Regions from separate parts of the Homo sapiens genome. Here region 2 is linked to region 1. Evidence: read pairs that join two places in POLR2A ChIA-PET (ENCODE). Cell type or tissue: MCF 10A. All regions are shown on one strand. Each heading gives the region's core, and the rest is flanking DNA. Links, peaks and the distances in the headings are about the cores only. Region 1 holds the start of MID1 (midline 1). Region 2 overlaps MID1 (midline 1).

Evidence for each region. ChIA-PET counts read pairs that join two places held together with the same protein. Peaks named below come from ENCODE experiments on the same cell type or tissue, not always from the same donor. Only the 100,000 strongest peaks of a DNase experiment are listed, where the experiment ranks them.
Region 2: POLR2A ChIA-PET joins it to region 1 with 5 read pairs; 2 of 35 experiments call an interaction of 5 or more read pairs at or near these places.

Annotation. Positions count from the first base shown.
Region 1 is chrX:10,619,414-10,622,328 of GRCh38, reverse strand. It overlaps MID1 (midline 1), which reads left to right and starts at 1,744. Exons shown (of 10, transcript NM_000381.4): 1 at 1,744-2,039. It overlaps LOC124905245 (a long non-coding RNA gene), which reads right to left and starts at 2,628. Exons shown (of 2, transcript XR_007068391.1): 1 at 2,489-2,628; 2 at 1-2,182. In MCF 10A, for the core only: no CTCF peak of the experiment used is centred there; a DNase peak (open chromatin) is centred at 1,758.
Region 2 is chrX:10,519,895-10,522,809 of GRCh38, reverse strand. The region is part of intron 3 of MID1 (midline 1); the gene reads left to right. Among named protein-coding and RNA genes, the nearest start is that of MID1, 99 kb to the left of the region's middle. In MCF 10A, for the core only: no CTCF peak of the experiment used is centred there; no DNase peak of the experiment used is centred there.

The DNA.
Region 1 (2,915 bases), core at 282-2,781:
TAGCTTCTACTGAAGGTGATAAACAGATGTGCCATGGGATTAAGCTCCAGTATTTAATGGCAGGAGCCCTGGGTAGCTTCCTGTGTCCTGTGGCTGGGGCATACCTAGGGCTGGGATAGACGCAATATTTCTCAAAGTAAATCAGAGTCCTTTGTCAGTGGGATAAAATGCTGATTCTCAGGCTCCTCAGCAAACCTACTGAATCAGATTATTTTGGTGCAGGGGCCTGGAGATTTGCATTTTTAACAATCTCCCCAGAGGTTTCCTTGCACCCTCAAGTTTAAGAACCACCCTTTCAAAGCGTGATTTCATCACCCAGGAGACATTTGGTAATGTCTGGAGACATTATTGGTCATCACGATTGTGGGGGTGCTACTGGCATCTAGTGTGCAGAATCCAGGGATGCTGCTACACATCTTACAGTGCACAGGACAGCCCTCACGACAAAGAATTATCCTGCCCAAAATGTCAATAGTGCTGAGATTGAGAAATCCTGAACTCCATCATATGAAGGGCTCTCAAGGAAAAGTACAAGAAGTGGACTGAAGTCAGTTTGTGTCACTAGGTGGCTCCTTAGGCTACTCAGGCAGGGGGCTAGCGTTATGGGCTTCCAGGCCCAGTTATCGGACCACCAAATTTTCACAGAACTGGGCAGAGCTCACATGTATTGAACCCATGCAGCTGACACTCCTGAAGCCACCAATGCATTATTTGCTAAGTAATTTTTTTTCCTCTGATACCAACACATTTAAAATCTTTATTGAATTATCGTCACAAAATTGCGGTCATTTCTTGGGGGAAAATATGCCATTAGTTCTACACAAAGTACTCTTTGCTCAACTTGCACTTTCTTGAAATCCAGAAGGTAGATTTACATTAAAATCATGTTGGCTAAGAGTTGAAAAAAGTTATTGCTTATATGGAGTTAAGAAAGCAAACTTTGGAAATTTTTTTTGGTCTGAGTTTGTTTCTAAGAAGCCAACTACTTCTCCAGCTCTCCTGCAATCCTGCCAAGGTGATGTCCAGCTTGTCCCTGTTAATAAGTTCAACAGATCAACCCTGTAGGGAAGCCAAACCATAGAGAAAGGTGGATGCACTAAATTTTTTTTTTTCTGAACAAAATGTCAGTGTGTATTGTTCTATGACAATAGTGTTATTTGAAATTATGCCTCGGGCCTTCAGTAGGTAAAGATTCTTGTTCATTTGCTGCATTTCAAAAAAATTGTGTGCACGTTCCCATTAAGATTTATTTTTCTTAAATTGAATATACAGTTAATCTATATGCAGATGAGGTAGGTAACACCCTCCTTTCTGGATTGTTCGTTTTAGTTAAGGTGTTACTCATAACAATTTGGTTTCCTTTCCAGTCTTTTGCAAAAGTAGGGCTTCAGTGCAAGATATCCTTTTAAAAATACCCTTGGGTCCTGAGTGTTGAACTTTTCTGGCTGAAATAATTTTGCACCTTCCAAATGTTTTAATGCTGTTAGGGAGCTCTTAAAATGCAAGGATTTAAGGCCCTTAGCTAGTTAAGCTTTTAGCAGAACTAGAGCTGTTAGATAAGAATAGAACTCATCCTTTACTTTTGGAGCTTTGGACATTGTTTCCAGCTGCTTCCAGTCATTTGAATCCCGAAAGCGCCCCTAATCCTCGCGGAGGCAGCCTTTCTGGCTCCCAGGACCCACCCCCTTGCTTCTGATTGGCGAAGCTCCTCCGCGGCCCAAGCCAGCCACCTACAACGTCTCTGAGAACTGATTTGAAATAAGAGCCAGGCGGTCCTCGCTTCCCTGCGACCGACTTTTCATAGGCTGGGGGAGAAAAGGTTGAGAAACTTGACATTGTCTCGAGCAGAGTGCGTGTAGCAACAGATCAAAGAAAAAGAGGACGAAAACGTGCTCTTTGCTGCCCGTAGATTTCGCCGGGTTGCTTTTGTCTTGCGGGCTCCTGTCGGGTTCGGTGTTTCCGCTCTGAAGACTGCGACGCGGGCTCCGATGCAGCTCGCTCCCTGCCGGATGGGTCATGGGATTCTAAACATGAGGCAGGTAAGCTCAGGCGGTTGCGCTGGCGGCGGAGGGGGCGGGCGCCGCCCGGGACCCCTGCGACGTGTTACTGCGGAGAGCTTGCTGGGTTAGCAGGCGCCTGGCCGTAGTCGATGCGTTTGGCGGAAAGACGGGGCTGCATTTTCCTAAGACAACCAAAGAAGCACATTTTACCTGAGCCACCCCGGTCTGGTCCTCGCCACCCGCCCCCACTTTTGCCTCTAATTGTGGTTGATGTCAGGCAGTCGTTGTAAAGGGCTTACAAGCAGTTTGTAGAATATATGTAAATCAATTCCAGTTTGCGGCCGCTGGAATGTATCGTGCAGGATGTATCTCGAGCTTTTAGTGCCTCTACCCTATGCTTTGGGCTAGAATAAAGACAGCTGAATGTCCTGAAAAAGAATTTCACGGGGCCTCTTATCTCATTTTGGTTTCGCATTCTGAGCACTTACTGTGTTTCTGGCGGAGAAGGCGGAACCAGCTTGAAATGAGCACAGACAGTCCTTCCAGAAAAATGCAAATTTGTTTTTCTGTTCTAGCAGTTTGGAAACTGTATTGCTTCTGGACGTGAGAAGGCAGCCCTGAAAGTAGTGAGCGGAGAAAGGGCTGGGGGATTACTTAAATGAGTCTTTGAAAAGAATTCTAAACCAACAGCTTCTTCTGTGGCTCTGGGGCATGATGATAAAATTCCTTATCAGTCCAGGAAGAGGTTTATAGCTTTGCTGTTAAGCAAGAAAAGGAAAGAAAAAGTGGATGTAGGAAGCCAAGGAGAGGGTGTGATTTACAACTCAATCAAAGTTATGGAAGAATTTTATGTCAATATTTAAATATCAAGAACAATACTCATATAAGGAGAAAACAAGGCTGGAAAAACATGCC
Region 2 (2,915 bases), core at 299-2,798, 100 kb after region 1:
AAAAAGGTATTGTAGGCCGGGCGTGGTGGCTCACGCCTGTAACCCCAGCACTTTGGGAGGCCGAGGCAGGCAGATCACGAGGTCAGGAGATCGAGACCATCCTGGCTAACACAGTGAAACCCCGTCTCTACTAAAAATACAAAAAATTAGCTGGGCGTGGTGGCATGCACCTGTAGTCCCAGCTACTCCAGAGGCGGAGGCAGGAGAATGGCATGAACCCGGGAGGCGGAGCTTGCAGTGAGCTGAGATCGCACCACTGCACTCCAGTCTGGGCAACAGAGGGAGACTCCGTCTCAAAAAAAAGGTATTGTATTAGTGTACTATGGCTACCATAACAAATTACCACAAACTGGGAAAGTATGAAACAAGACTAATTTATTCTCTCAGTTTTGGAGACTAGAAGTCTGAAATCAAGATTTTGGCAGGGCCATGCTCCCTACAAAGGTTCTAGGGGAGGATCCTTCCTTGCCTCTTCCCATTTTCTGGTAGTTGCAGGCAATTCTTGGAGTTCCTTGGCTTTCAGCTACAGCGCTCTAAACCCTTCCTCCGTTATCACATTCTCCTGGTGTGTCTCTGAATATGTGTCCAAATTTCCTTATTGTTATAAAGAGCCCACCCTACTCCAGCCTTACCTCACTTTAACTTGATTACATCTGCGAAGACTCTATTTTCAGGCCAGGCATGGTGGCTCACACCCTGTAATCCCAGCACTTTGGGAGGCTAAGGCAGGAGGATCGCTTGAGCTCAGGAGACCAGCCTGGGCAACATGGCAAAAACCCATCTCTATTAAAAAATACAAAAAATTAGCCAGGCGTGGGAGCACACACCTGTGGTCCCAGTTACTTGGGAGGCTGAGGTGGGAGGATCACCCAAGCCTGGGAAATCGAGGCTGCAGTGAGCTGAGATTGCACCACTGCACTCCAGCCTAGGCGACAGAGTGAGACCTTGTCTCAAAAAAGAAAAAACAAAGATTCTGTTTTCAAATAAGGTCCCATTTACAGGTACCAAGGGTTAGGACTTGAACATACCTTTTTGCGGACACAGTTTAATGCACTGCAGGTGTATATTAATGCATCTTAGTTGTCAGATATGTTTCCATGAAATAAACCACAATTGCAACAACAGCAGAACCTGCAATGACTACACTGAATAAGGAAAAAATAGATGCCACTTCCTTTATGTGATTTTCAAATTCCTCTTCCATCTTCTCCCAAACTGTCTTTTTTACCACCCCACCCCATGAACTGAAACTAAACAATTATCATTCATTACACTTTTAAGCCTTCTGGCCCTTAACCAAGCAGTTCCCTCTGACTGGTAGGCCCATTCCTCTAACCCATGTCTATTTGTCAGAATGCTTCTTGTGTATCCTCCAAGTCCTAAGTCAAGGGGCACTTCAGTTGTGAACGTTTCTCTGGTTCCCTGGACCAGAGTCATCGCTCCTTTCTCTGAATCACGTAACATTTTATGATACCGTGTATGTGATTCAGAGAAAGGAGAGATGTCCCCGCCCCAATCTCATGTCGAATTGTAATCCCCAATGCTGGAGGTGGGGCTTGGTGGGAGGTGTTTGGGTCATGGGGGCAGATCCCTCATGGCTTGGTGCTGATTCCATGATAATGAGTGAGTTCTCACAAGATCTGGTTGTTTAAAAGTGTATGACACTCCTCCCCCACCGCCCGCCCCCCTCCCATACACACTCTTTCTCTTGCTCCTAATTTCGCCATGTGACGTGCCAGTTCTGGCTTTGCCTTCTACCATGTGTAAAAGCTTCCTGAGGCCTCATCAGAAGCCGAGCACATGCCTGGTGCCATGCTTCCTGTGTAGCCCTGCAGCACCCGTGAACCAATTAAACCCCTTTTCTTTGTAAATTACCCAGTATCAGGTATTTCTTTATAGCAATGCAAGAATAGTAATAATCTTCTCATGGCTTTATCATTCTTTCATGTACCAGTTCCATTTTTCCAACCAGAATGTGAGGTCTTAGAGGATGGGAATCAAATCTAATTCGTCTTTGTATCTCACAGACTCTGATGCAATGATTTTCACACAGTAGGAGCTCAGGGAATTTGTTTTAGATGAATTTGCATGATGACTCTCCAAATGGCAAATTTTGAACACTATTTGAATGCCTGCAAGTTCAGCTCCCCTAAAATATCTAAAGTTGGAGAAGCAAATTATTTTGAGCAGGCATTTAAAAATTTTGACAGTAACTCCATTTTTGCAATAAGAATTCCTTCAAGTCCCTTTGATCGTCTACGCAGTAATTATAAGTTTATAGCCTCCTATGTGCCTATAACTGTCAGTAGATGCACAATGTAGCAAATAATAATAAAGATTACAATATGTTAGAGAACAGTGTACACACATATAACAACATATTTAAAGAACAGTAGAGTAGCCAATCAGGTGCTCAGCTAGTAGAATATTGCATTTATGGATTCTAAGATTAGCATTTTTTTGAAGACTAATATTGCTGAAATTGAGCTGCAACTTAAATGAATGGTGAGACAGTTTAATGGGCAACATTTGTTTGTTCCTACTGGCACACAAAATATAGATGAGACAGTTGCTGGTATCTTAGATTAGATGGAGTATGGTTTGAGAAGGGGGGATTAAAAGAGAAAAAAATGCGAATACAATTTTTCTGAAGCTTTGTGGAAGAGTCAGGACTTGAGCCAGTTCTTATAGATTTCACAACTATTATTTTTCAGTACCCTAAGTATTGAGGTGTCAGCTTATTTATGCAACACAATGATGTTTGTCAGTGATACATTCCTCAGCATAGCAGAAATTAGCAAAGATTGCTTTCAGAAAGATCCTATCAGTGTAAAAGCATGTCTACTATGCAAATACTGGTGCTTTGGTGGAAGGCTTAAAATACTTTGTGTTTGTAAAGTCTGTGCTTTTACTTA